Regions from separate parts of the Mus musculus genome. Here region 2 is linked to region 1. A link is a contact called in ENCODE POLR2A ChIA-PET data. All regions are on one chromosome and are shown on one strand. The core of a region is the stretch at or near the end of the contact, and the rest is flanking DNA. Distances in the headings are between cores, read along the strand shown.

Region 1 (6,735 bases), core at 1,634-4,133:
AGGTGTTGGAGTTACAAGTGTGAGCCTGTACAACCAGCTAATTGACCTCTGTGTCTCCTTGTCCTCTCTCTGCCTTTCCGTGACACTCACCTCTTTACTGAGGTCAAAGGCCGGGAGGGCCTTGAGCATTCCAGGCAAGCTAAGGAGCATCTCCTGCTGCCTCCTTTAAAAAAAACGTTTTTTCCTTGAGAAAGGGTCTCCCTGTGTATCACTATATATGCAAGGATGGTTTTGAATTCGTAGCAATCCTCCTGCCTCCACCTCAGACTCCCTTTACTCAAGCAGCGTGGTAAGCAAGTGCACTGGCACCTGTACCCAGCTGGGGAGGCCCGAGTGGCATCAGAGCCACACTGTCTGCTTCTGAAAATGGGGTCAATCACTTCTATTTGATGTATGTGGAAGACTTAAGGGAATAACACATGGCAAGCACTTGGTGCTGAGCTTGACACTAGATGAATGTGGGTCCTGTCCTCCACTCTCCATTTCTGTCACTTCCATGACCTGCATCTTGTCCCTGGCACTTCTCCCTCTGATCTGAGTACTTAGGATGGGGGATGGGGGAAGGTCTGGGATGCCCTGGCTCCACACTGTTACCCCTCCTCCTGCCCCCCCAAATGATCCACAGACTTAGGTCTAAGCCCTGGATTAGCTATGTAATCTCTAGCTCTGCCCAGGCATCTCTTCTCTACCAAGTAGAGGGGGGCTGGGACTGCCCTGCCAGGCTGTGACACTTCAGGCAGGATGTGGATGCTCTTGGTGCCCCTTCTGGGAGCACTGATGGACCCAGTGACTGTCACAGGCTTGTCAGTAGTGCTGTGGGTCCTGCTGAGTGCCAAGCACTATGGGAAGGAAACTATGGTTTTGGGTACAGTTCTCCCAGTCAGGGAGGAAATCCTACAGACGCTCATTTTCACCCCCACGGAGTTAAGGCCATCTAGGGCTACTGTCCCAGTTTGCTGTCTATTTCAGTGATAAATACCATGACCAAAACAAGCAAACACCTTGGGGAGGAAAGGCATACATTTCCATGTCACAGTCCCTCATTGAGGGAAGTAACGGCAAGAACTCAAGGTTCCTGTGGGCAGAAATGAACCCAAGGCCATGGAGGAACACTACTTACTGGTTTGCTTGCCCATGGCTTGTTCAGGTTTTTTTTTTTTTTTTTAATACAATACAGGACCATCTGCTCAGGAATGACTTAACCCACAGTGGGCTTGGCCTTCCCACATCAATCCTTAATCAAAAAAAAAAATGCTCCCACAGACTTGCCTACCAGCAACTTAATGAAAATAATCCCTTAGTCAAAGGTCCCCCTTTTCAAATGACTAATTTATGGCAAGTTAAAAAACAAACCAACAAAAAACCCTTCTGACCAGCACACACTGTGGGCAGTATTGAGCAAACAGGTATTCATCTGTCTCTTACATACTACACTTCTAAGTCAGACATTGTAGTGACAATTTTGGAGTTTTGGTTTCTTTGAAAAAAAAACCACAGAAATATTATCAGAATGTGTTTTTGTTTTGATCCTAAGTGTGAGGATATAGAGCTGCTTCAGACTGTCCACAGCAGCTGACTATGATTTGCCTTGTGTTCTAGCAAGGACATGATTTTTCCAGCTGTAGATAGTTTCTGTGATGATGTGACATTTGGAATTCTGTGGAGTTTTTAGAGGGTATATAAATGCTAGGACACCAAGAGGTTATTAAGTAGTTGTGCACAAAGAAGAAACAAGAAGAAGAAGAGGAGAAGAAAGAAGAAAAGGAAATAATTAGATATCCTGACAGTAAAGATCAGGCTTGCCCCAAGGAACTGACGCCCATAATAAGCATGAAGTAGTCTAATGATGCTGCTGCCCTCCTTCTGACCCCTGATACCCTGGACTCAAATACTATGTAAACACAAAGAATGCTTTATTCTGCAGAAGTCCAGCATGCTGAGGTCTCCCATTACCAAGATAGACATCCAAGTGAGCTTGTAGGCTCAATTTAAAGCATATTAGGGGAATAGTAAGACTCTGTCTGACAAAGCAGAAGGAAGGAAGGAAAGAAAGAAGGAAGGAAGGAAGGAAGGAAGGAAGGAAGGAAGGAAGGAAGGAAGAAAACTCTTAAACTCTTATATCTGGGGCTGGTTTTTGAATCTAGCATTAGGAAGTCAAAGGCTCACAGCAAGTTGAAAGCCAGCCTACGCCATATAGTGATTTCCAGGCCTGCCAGAGCTAAATGAAACTTATCTTAAAAGAAAAACAAGCAAAACGTTTTTGTTCTAGAGCTGGGTTCTGAAGACAGGAGTCCGGCTGCAGTGTGTAACTAGAGCCCCAAGGGGTCCCTGATAAGGGGAGGGAGTAGCCTTTTAGCATCGGCGGGAGCCTGTGACACTCACTGACCATCCCTGGTCTCTGCATTGCTCTAAAAGGTTTACAGACACACAGCCCTGAGAAGTCCTATGCAAAGGTTCTGGGGCAGCTTTGTGGGAGGTGAGGGACCTCACCGGTTCTTTTGTTAATGAGTACTTCTCCAAGGCACACGGATGCTCAGGGGGAGCGCTTAGTTCAGCAGGGCTCGGCTAGTTCAGCGTAATTACACCAGATCAGGACGATTCCGCTGTAGTCCAACTAATTTTCTCACCAGCTTCCATTCGTGCATATATAGCTGGTGTCAACTAGACGCAAAGTCTGTAGGAAGTGGAATACTTGGGATCCAGCAGAGGGCGACACGTGAGCCTGGTTTACTAGGAAAAGGAAGAGTCTCCGAGAAAGGAGAGTCTGGGCAAGCTGGACTACATCTCCCAGAAGGCCTAGCACGAGAGTAAATTTCCGGTCTCTGTGCCCGCGCACCTTTAGTGGGCGAGGCCGAGGACAGAGCTCAAAGGAACGGAGGTCCCTGGACACGCCACTGGCTGCGGATGTGTGACGCACTTCCTGTGCGCTCCCCACCCCGTGTGTTTCTGTCGCGCCGGTCCCGCGGTTCGGAGTTGTGAAGGTGACAGCCGGAGGTGACCCGTCTGGCTCCCGCGATGCTAGCGGCACGGCATTTTCTCGGCGGGTTGGTTCCCGTGCGGGTATCTGTGCGTTTCAGCAGCGGCACGGTGAGCCCGCCCTGATTCAGGCCCACGCCTATGGCGGAGGAGTGGCGAGCGGCGAGCGGGATTGTGGTCCCCTCTGCAGAGTCCTCTCCTCTCCGAGCTACCACCCGGTCTGGATAAAAACTAACGGTCCCAACTCCAGGCTGACGATGTCCAGTCCAGCTACTCTTGTTTTAACAACCCCGTCTTGGGGTGAGGGTTTGCAGGTGTTGAGGCGTCTTAGATAATCTGTTATTTCTTCCTCGCAGCCCTACCGGGTATCAGGGTCTTCGCCCCATTTCAAAGTTCAGAAAACAGTTTTGAAAAAGATGTGTATCTCCTCAACCCCCCGACAGTATTTTGCTTCCAGTAGTGACCGGAAAACGCTTTTGTGAATTTTTTTTTTTTTATGAGATAGGGGCTCATTATATAGTTCTAGGCTGTATTCAAATTAGTGTTGGTCCTCTTGTCTCAGCCTCTCTGGGTGCTCCTGAGACCACAGGCATCCACCACTACACCTGAGGAGAAGTACTTTTAAGGAGGTAGGAGTGGATGTCAGGTCACTTTCTACCAAGTCGTGAACCATTCCAGTCCACACCTCTCCTTTATCTCAGACCCCAAATCCATTTTGTTCCCCAGCCCCAATGAGGCACTTCTCTTCCATCAGTGACCACGTACTACCTCTTCAGCAGAGTTAGGGAGATCAAGCCCCTCCTAGCCAGGTTTTGCTCTAGTGGAAGAGTCAGACAAATCTATGCTGGTCTTGGGGAAGCAATGCTGGTGCTGTCGCTGAAGTGTGACATGGCTCCGTGGGGACCATCTGCTTTTAGCTTTGTGGCCTTCCCTAAGTTCCTTTTGTTTAGAGCCCCCCCCCCCTCCTTTGGAAAATGGAGGAAATATCCTATCCCAGGAATGTTACAAGGATGAATTGGGATGAAACGTTGAGAGTGTTTAGCTCTGTAACTTCTAAACAGGAAGGACTGATATAAATGGTGGTCGGGAGCTACAATGTTTCAAAGACTTTGAAGCCTCTACCCCTGCTGTGGCCCAGCTCCTCATATGTAGGAAGGCCCAAGAAGCTGAAAATTCTGCCCCAATCCCTCATGGTCCCTGAGCTCTGGACCTCCTGACCTTCTATCTCCCCAGACAGCACCCAAGAAAACCTCATTTGGCTCACTGAAGGATGAAGACCGGATCTTTACCAACCTGTATGGGCGCCATGACTGGAGGTGAGACAGTGCCCATGGCCTGCTGGGTCCCAGAGCAGGACTTCTCCTTCACATCATTTCCTACTCTGTCCAGGCTGAAAGGTGCCCTGAGACGGGGTGACTGGTACAAGACAAAGGAGATCCTGCTGAAGGGGCCTGACTGGATCTTGGGTGAGATGAAGACATCAGGTTTACGGGGCCGTGGTGGTGCTGGCTTCCCCACTGGCCTCAAGTGGAGCTTCATGAATAAGCCCTCAGATGGCAGGTTTGTTGGGGAAATATCCTAAGCTCTGGTTGCAGGATACAGGAGGGGCTGCTGGATCACTGGGTTTTGGGGCTGATGCTGGGAAACTTAGCAGGCTGTAAGAGAGGATATATCTATCCTTAACTTAAGAGCTATCTCTTTCCTCAGCAGAGACTTAAGATGTTACAATCCATACAAGATTTTCATTTAGGCAGACCTTATTATTCAAATTCCACCTTTGCCTTTTAATACTTAGCAAGCTTTGGAGAATCTGGTCCTTTTGAATTCCTCTTTTTTTCTTCTTCTTCTTTTTCTTTTTTCTTTTGTATGTGTATGGGTGTGTGTCTGAGTATGATATGCAGAAGTTAAAAAGATAATGTTGGTTCAGTTTTTGACCTGCAACTTCAGTAGACACCTAGACACCTAGAATGCAAATTATAAAGTTAACCACTCGGTTGGCATAATGGCTCAGCAGGTAAGGGAGCCTGGCTTCAAGCCTGGTGACCAGAGGTCACTTCTAGAACCCACATGAAAGAGAGAGAGAGAGAGCTGACTCCCACAAGTTGATCCCTGAACTTCACATGTGTTATGGCACATGCTGCCACCACCAGTAAATAAATGTAATAAACAGAAATATTGTTTTCAAGATAGGACTTCTCTGTGTAGCTCTGGCTGTCCTGGAACTCACTCTGTAGACCAGGATGGCCTTGAACTCAGAGATCCACCCATCTCTGCCTCCTGGGTGCTGGGGTGAAAGGTGTGTACCACCACTACCTGCTCATTTTTTAAAAAGTCAACCACTCTACCTCCTGTTAGCCTCAAGGCTGTGGTAGAGGTTGCAGACCTCTTACGACCAAGAACTGAATTGACTCTCAAGGGAAGCCCAGGGAGAGATGTTGGATTTGTTCTCTCAGGAGAACATGGCTTATCTTGTGGACATACGTGGTCACGGATGAAATAGGCAGAGTCCTGTCATCGGTGTGACACAAAGAGAGCCTTGGGTAGGGCACAGAAGATCAACTGCCTTGAGGCTTCTCTGAGTGTAGACGGAATGAAGTTTGAGAACTGGGTCCTGGTGGGTCTGTAGCCTGACTGATGTGCAGGACCCCACAGGCCCAAGTATCTGGTGGTGAATGCTGACGAGGGAGAGCCAGGCACCTGTAAGGACCGAGAGATCATGCGTCATGACCCTCACAAGCTGGTGGAAGGCTGCCTTGTGGGAGGCCGGGCCATGGGAGCCCGGGCCGCCTATATCTACATCCGAGGGGAATTCTACAACGAGGCCTCCAATTTGCAGGTGAGAACATGAGCGCTGGCTGATGGTGCAGGCACACCTCACCTCACATGCTGTCGTCTTTCCTGGCACAACCATTCTTAGATGGTAGTACCAGTTTGGGGCCAGCAATTGGGTTGGTGGGAGGTGGGGGTGGCATTCCTGCATCCATCAACAACATGACCTGGGCCCAGAGTTCTTCCTTTTTGTGCTCCAAAGTTCAACTTAGGAAGTCTTCAAGGGTTCCATGGGCCCTGGATTGGAGGCTGACTCTTGGGGTACAGTAGGGCTGGGGAACTTAGACCTTGTCCCACAGGTAGCTATCCGAGAGGCCTATGAAGCAGGTCTGATTGGCAAGAATGCTTGTGGCTCCGACTATGATTTTGATGTGTTTGTGGTGCGTGGGGCTGGGGCCTACATCTGTGGAGAAGAGACGGCACTTATTGAATCCATTGAAGGCAAGCAGGGAAAGCCACGCCTGAAGCCGCCCTTTCCAGCAGATGTGGGTAAGACTCTGCCCAGCCCTGCCTCTTCCCTAAGGCTCAGCTCTGTGGGATCCTGGATCTGACCAGGTGCCTTCTGGGTGGTTCTTGCAGTATTTTTCTGTGCCCTTTGGAGAGGAGGACAGGTTGATGAGGAAGGTGTTAATAGTATAGCCTCTGCCAGTGCCACCCACAGCCTTCAGTTAACATCAGATACCCATGTCCCCTCTGGGCTGTGTACTTTCTTCCTGTCCCAGGAGCTAGAGGTGTGATGGTGAATAGGAGATGCTGCCCTGGAGTTGGGTACAGTGTGGGCCAGGAGCGATGAGGAGACAAGAGCAGGACATCCCACTAACAAGAGTCATGTTCCCAGTGGGCAGGTGGTGCATGCCTTTAATCCCAGCACTCGAAAAGCAGAGGTGGGTGAATCTCGAGTTCAAGGCCATCCTAGTCAACAGAGTGAGT
Region 2 (6,735 bases), core at 2,555-5,054, 100 kb after region 1:
AGCTGGAAGTCAACTTGCAGGAGTCAGTTCTCTCCTTCTACCTTGTGGATCCTGGGGTCTTAGGTCATCAGGCTTAGTGGCCGCTGAAACACGTCACTAGCCCCACTTTAAAAAACATTTTTTTCCTTTTACATTTATTTATTGTGTGGTTGTCAGAGGACAACTTGAGGAGTCAGCCTTCTCCTTCCACCATGTGTATGTTGGGGATCGAGTCAGACTGTCAAGCTTGGCAGCAAGAGTCTTTACACACTGAGCCATCTCAGCAGCCCTTTTAATGGGGTTTCAAATAGCTCAGGCCTTCAACTCACTATGTAGCTAAGGATTACCTTGAACTCTTGGCCCTCGCACCTCCACTGGTGTAATTACAGTCACATGCTACCATATCCAACACTGTCTGACTATGCAAGCCTCCAGTCTGTCCTGGCTCTGCCCTGTGGCCATTTCCTCCCTCATTCTACATGAAAGTCTCTGCTGGGACCATCTCAGACTCACCTTCAAACTTAGCCATTCCTCTGTGGGACCGTTAGAAAACACAACACAGCACTTTTGGCAGAGAGGGCCAACTGCCCCTCAGAGTCTCCTAAGCCCAGCACTGGTCTGAGACCAGGCTGGTTTCCAGCCTGCTCTCCCTCTGATGTGGCTGTTGCTCTGGGAAGCCTCAGGCTGAGGCAATGCTGATACCTGGTAGGATCCACTTCACCAGACAGGGCCCAACTCAGAGGTGTCATCAGAGTAAGTAGGGCAAACCTATCTCCTTTCCCTTCAGCGTTTGAGGAACCTGCAGACTGGAGAAAACCCTCCAGAAATTCAGGCAAGGCTAAGCTCAGGCTGCTATGCCCACCTGACCTTAGGGACCCAAACTCACCCCCCCCCCCCAGCTCCCTTTATTTCTCTTCCCCTTCTCTCTGGAATAGCTGTCTCATTTATACTAAAATTCAGTAGTTATCCCCCTCCCCTTCTCCCTCCCTGGGAAACCTCCATGACTTGACATCTCACTGTGTCCCTACTCTGCCCGTCTGAGTAGATGTGCCAGGTCCCCTCAACACCCTGTCAGGGACACATACAGGTGGATCCATAGAGAATATGCCCCAGGGTGGAGTTTGTGAGTCTGCCCCATTAGGGCCCCCTTGGCCCTCACTGAAACAAGGTCCGTCCAGGAGTGCTTTGCATCTTTTCTCTCCCAGGTTATCAAACAGGTGTTGGCCCGGACCAGCAGCGGGGGATTCTGTGGGAATGATGGCTTCATGCACATGACCCTGTCCAGCCTTCCTTTTGGAGGAGTGGGTAGGTAGCAGCAGAGCTCTGCCCTCCTGGGCTGACCCCCTACCTGCATCCCCATCCTGCTACCTGACCACATTAACTGCAGAAGATGTGCCCCCTTCTCAGTGCCCAGTGCAGCATAAGCCCCTCCCCACTGACTGTCCAACTAGCCTGCCTCTCTCCCACCTCCCTACAGTCTGTGGTGGAACTTTGCAGATATGCTTGCACTAAACATGTGGGTGAGAAGCTACAGAGAGATCACGTTGGTGGGTTTATAAAAACACACCAGTTGCCTCCAGCCACTGAGTTCTTTGTCTCTCCCCCAGACTTTGGCCACCCATCCCCACATAGTTCTGGCCTTCAACTCCATGGCAGGGCCAAATGATGCCTCCTTTAGCCTTCCCAAGTCCCTGCACACCCAGCTCTGGGTGTCTCTGTTTCCAGGAGGCCAGGCATGTGGAGATGCCCCATTCCACCCCCCTGCCACCCCCCGCCCCCAACTTCAAACCTCACAGCTATATTCCAGCAAGCCCACAGGCATGTGACCGGGACAGCTACTTCTCCTTTAGGTCGACTTCCTCACTGAAAGTGCCCTGGTCCTTCCACCCGGTCAGACTCAATATCAGAGCAAATGACAGCATTGTCCGGCTAGTCCTGGTCTGGCCTAGAAGTCCTGCTCTTGTTCCCCCTTAGTCTCTTGTGATGGCTACTGAACTTGAACCCTTACATGTTCCCCCCACCTTCCCCACTTACACACTATCTGGCTGACTCCATGATCCTCTGGCGTCCCTCACTTTAACAAGCCAGCTTCATTACTACCAACTCCACCCAGGCCATGTCCCCTGGACATTCTGGGTTGAGTCCTTGTTCCTTCCTAGACAGTAAGAGCTACACAGATTTGAAGATGTCTGCCACAAACCTAGAAAAAAGATGCCACTCTCACAGAGAGCCTGAGGCAGTCACTTGCCTAGAGTGTTCAGTATGGGGCTGGGATTCAACGTTGGGAAGCCTAGCTCCAGAATTCATACCCATGACCTCAGTTTGCCTGTCCCTAAGGGCACCTGGTAAAGTGGCTGGGGCAAGTTCAGTACTCATCCATAACGCCTTGTGATTAGTCCACTGAACACACAGAGAAACAGGCTAAGATAGCCTACCTGTCAAAGCCAAGTCTATGTGATGTCCCCTCAGTTGGCCCTTAAAGACCTAAAGACCCATGTTCTGTGCTGCCCACAGGAACCAGCGGGATGGGCAGGTACCACGGCAAGTTCTCCTTTGACACCTTCTCCAACCAGCGTGCCTGTCTGCTGCGCAGCCCGGGAATGGAGAAAATCAATGACTTGCGCTACCCACCCTACTCCAGTCGCAACCTCAGGGTGTTGTTGGTGGCCATGGAGGAGAGGTGCTGCAGCTGCACCCTGCTGTAAGCAGGGGTTTTGGGGTACAGGAGCCTGCCTGGGGCACAGCTTCAGAGAAGTGGCCTGCCAGGGCCAAGGCCACAGAGCAGTCTGCTCAGCCCTTCTTGGTGGAGCCCTCTGCCTCCTGGGGCTCCCCTTTTTGGACCTTTGAATAAGATAGGCTGAGGGTAGGAAGGCAGGAAGGGATGCAGTGACCATAGAATCTTCGAGAAAACAGAGCACTTCTGAACTACCCACCCTCTCGTGGATAGTGTTGCAAGGGAGCAGTGATAATCGGCACAGGTCATACTCTGTGACCAGGCCTGTCTGGGTCTTCTCACTCTCAGTTTTCTATCTGCACAATGGAAATAAAACAGCCTTAACAAAACAGCCTATCGTCGTGGAAGTATTAAACTAGGAGGGCTGACTCCAAGCTACAGGTGTCTTGTCTTTTTTGGAGTGGAGGTGCTGCCTCCGTGATAAGTCCAAGACCTTTCCCCAGCTACAACTCACCCCTCACCTCACAAGTTTACTCAGCCGTAAAACATTCCACCAGTCTGAGCTCCATGCTCCAAGGGATGGCGCTTCCAGCCACTCACCTGCTAAAACTCAAAATTTTTGACATCCTGTCTCTACACATGGCCTGGTTTTTGACTAAGTCAACATGTCCTTCCTGGCCTTCCAGATTCTACACCGCCAGCTTAGACACTACTTCCTGAAGGAAGCATTTCTGATCACTCCATACAAGGCATGCAGATTGCCTCATGGTTCTCTAGTCCTAGGGGCAGACTTGACAAAAGTCCTGCTACCCGCGGCCGTTACAAGGACCAGTGGTTAAAGCGCTTGTACGCTGTCGCCATCTTTGCAGTATTCAAATGAGCCCTACCCCTCCCGCCTCCCCGGACTGTAGCAGCGTCCCAAACCGAGGTCAGGAAGTCCCGCCTTCAGGATCTCGGAAGTCAGGCGCATTAACCTCTCTGATACAACATGGCAGCTCCCTACAAAACTTCAAGCATCTGCTCCCATCAGCCAATTAGAGAAAAATATAGTCCTGGGCCCGCCTCCTACAGGACCCTAGGCCAATCAGACCAAAGAAGGAAAGGGCACTATGGAAAAAGGCGTGAGAAGCTCGCCCAATGGCAGCATCCTGAGCTTAGGCTCCGCCTTCCGGTTGAACCGCATCTGGGCCAGGGAAGGAGCCGCAGCACTTCAAGGTGGGTGGCCAGGGCAAGGCGGCGAAGACAGGGTCTGGGTGACGCAACGACAGGGTTGAACGGGGTGTCACCGCTGACCTTATGAAGTCTGGGATCTAGCGCTTCGGCTCGGGACCCGCGGCTTGTGCGTCCTTCCCGAGCTGCGGACCGGAAAGCCTGCACCCTCAGGCGCATGCGCTGCCTCGCCGGCTGCCTTCTGCGTTCATAGGGTCAGAGGTCAAGGGGAAGGTCTGAGAGAAAGTGGTAGGTTGGATCCAGGATTGCTTGGGGTCAAGAATTGGCCGACCCCTACAGGTCAAAGGTCACAAGAGGGCGCTAGAGCGTTGGTGATCTGCCAGACTCTTGGTCAAAATCCCCTTGTTTGCATACATCCCTAATTTTCGGGACCCCTCTTCCTACATTGTAATCCAGAAACTGAGGCCAGGGGACATCATTTGCCCAAGGTCACTCTGCAGGTTGGGGAGAGTTCCAGGAGCCCCTTGGGTTGAGGAGAGGAACTTGACCCTGGTAATTATTTAAATCTTTAAGGGTTTTCTGCAGGTATCTCCTGGATTCCTGTCCTGGTTCCAATGACATTGGGTAATTTGGGAGCAATCACTTAACATGACAGGATGACAGGGTCTATGACATTTGACATGAAGCCTGGCTCAGAGTTATCAGGACCCACTAGGAGGACCCACCAGAAGAACCATCCAGGCTCCTGAATACACTGGTGGTGGTCAGGGAGCCTTGGTGTGAGCGGAGGATGAGGAGTGGACATGGGGAAATGGATTAAATAGGTTGCTTAGGAACTGCAGAAATAGAAGGAACTTGGGGTGCCCAGGAACTGTGAGTCAGCAGAGTGAGGTCAGATTGAGGGTTAGGGGTGCTGGTCTTGAGTGGGATTGTGAGTGAATGGGGCGTAAGGTAGAGGTTCAGAGGAGGGCAGTTTTAGACCCTTCTCTTCCCTTCTCCATGTTCCAGATGTATCGCCTGAGCTCATCAATGCTGCCACGGGCCTTGGCCCAGGCCATGCGCACAGGTAGGGCTAGAGGCCTTTCCTGGGGGTGGGGGAGCAGAGCTTCCTGGTGTGAAATCACCTCTCTCCTTGCAGGACATCTTAATGGACAAAGCCTTCATAGCAGCGCAGTGGCGGCAACGTACAGTGAGTAGCCAATATTCTGACTTGAGCTTTTCTGACCGTCGTCACACCCAAGGCCCGGGAAATTGCTTTGCTAGGGACCCTCTGTGAGCTCTAGTTTCCACTCTGAAAATGAAGGTAGCGATCAAGAGAGACTGTGACTCAGTCACTGTAGTACCATCAAAGGCGGGAGGCATGTGACAGGAAAGAGCTGCTAGGTTATCAGGACCCACTAGGAGGACCTAGGTCCCTCACTCCCTGAACTTGAAAAGCTTTGCCTGGGTGCGCTTCCAAAGCCAGCTTCCATTAACCTCCCTCCCTGACCTCCTGCAGAGTATGTGAATAAGAAGGAACAGGAGTCTGAGGTGGACATGAAGTCCGCAACTGACAATGCAGCTCGGATTCTGATGTGGACAGAACTCATCCGAGGTGGGTACCAGTGAAGAGGGGAGAGGGGAGAGTCAGGCGTGGACGGCCGGAGAGGAGAGCATCCTCTTACCAGCTCTGTACTACTCCCAGGACTGGGCATGACCCTAAGTTACCTCTTTCGAGAGCCTGCCACCATCAACTACCCCTTTGAGAAGGGCCCACTGAGTCCGCGCTTCCGTGGGGAGCATGCACTGCGCCGCTACCCATCTGGAGAGGAGCGTTGCATTGCCTGCAAACTCTGTGAGGCCATCTGTCCTGCACAGGTGAGTCTGCCTTCTAACTACTAGGCCCTAAATCTGATCTGACCCCTACCTTGATACACTCCCCCGGGAAAGACCCTTCTTTTTTCTTTTTTTTTTTGGTTTTTCGAGACAGGGTTTCTCTGTGTAGCCTTGGCTGTCCTGGCACTCACTCTGTAGACCAGGCTGGCCTCAAACTCAGAAATCCGACTGCCTCTGCCACCCAAGTGCTGGGATTAAAGGTATATACTACCACCACTCCTGGCTCTTTTTTCTTTTGAGACAGAGTCTCACTATGTAGCACCAGCTGAAACTCATTGTGTAGACTAAGCTGGTCTTGAGCTCACAGATCTGTCTACCTCTGCCTCTGGAGTACTAAGATAAAAGTATGCACTGCCACAGACACCTGACATTGTCCTTTTCTCGCTTGGCCTAACCCTGACCCTGTGTGGGGGACAGTGAGTCCTTAATGTCAAGTGCTGAGTCAGGAAGCCGGCTGGGGGGCGGCTCCATCCCAAGCAGGCCACGTGGAGTACTCATATCCTACCCTGGGAGTCAATAATCATGTGACATTTGAGCCTAGAGGCCATGGCGTGGTTTCAGGAGCCCTGTCTGTGTGGCCATTCTGTGTTCAAGCTGAGGATGTGCAACAGGAGTGGCTGCTCCCCAGAGCTTAGCTGCTCCCCAGAGCCTGGCTTTCAGTTATGCTGGTGGGTGCTGCACAGAATGCCGGAGGCTGGGACTATTTGGAAACAGGAAAATGCAGTGATGGCTTTGTTGTGTCTAACATGAGCTCCAGCAGCTGCAGCCGTGAGACCTGCCCAGGGACACTACCTAGCCCGCCATGCGTAACTCCAGCTCCTAGCTGTGCCTCAGCAGCTCAGTGATGTCTGGCATGGCTCCTAGGTGGTGTGCACTCTGCACAGACAGGCTAGGCTCCTTCCCCATATTCTCCCTATAACGGTAAGAGTAGCCAGGAGAGATTTTCTTCCCACTGTTATAAACACAAAAGGCTGTGTGCCTTTGCTGGACATGGTGGTGCATACCTTTAATCCAGGCCAACCAGAACTGCAGAGTTC

What was found. ChIA-PET counts read pairs that join two places held with the same protein, here RNA polymerase II (POLR2A).
Region 2: POLR2A ChIA-PET joins it to region 1 with 20 read pairs in Patski. The contact joins the promoter of Ndufs8 here to the promoter of Ndufv1 in region 1. POLR2A ChIA-PET finds 5 or more read pairs at or near these places in 3 of 5 experiments (Patski and embryonic stem cell).

What each region holds. Positions count from the first base shown.
Region 1 is chr19:4,008,903-4,015,637 of GRCm38, reverse strand. Ndufv1 (NADH:ubiquinone oxidoreductase core subunit V1) reads left to right here and starts at 2,883. Exons shown (of 10, transcript NM_133666.3): 1 at 2,883-3,087; 2 at 4,210-4,292; 3 at 4,366-4,536; 4 at 5,629-5,812; 5 at 6,105-6,294. The coding sequence starts at 3,016.
Region 2 is chr19:3,909,843-3,916,577 of GRCm38, reverse strand. Ndufs8 (NADH:ubiquinone oxidoreductase core subunit S8) reads left to right here and starts at 3,804. Exons shown (of 7, transcript NM_001271443.1): 1 at 3,804-3,868; 2 at 4,832-4,889; 3 at 4,962-5,012; 4 at 5,322-5,417; 5 at 5,508-5,680. The coding sequence starts at 4,832. Aldh3b1 (aldehyde dehydrogenase 3 family, member B1) reads left to right here. Exons shown (of 10, transcript NM_026316.3): 9 at 1,185-1,284; 10 at 2,494-3,087. The coding sequence ends at 2,684.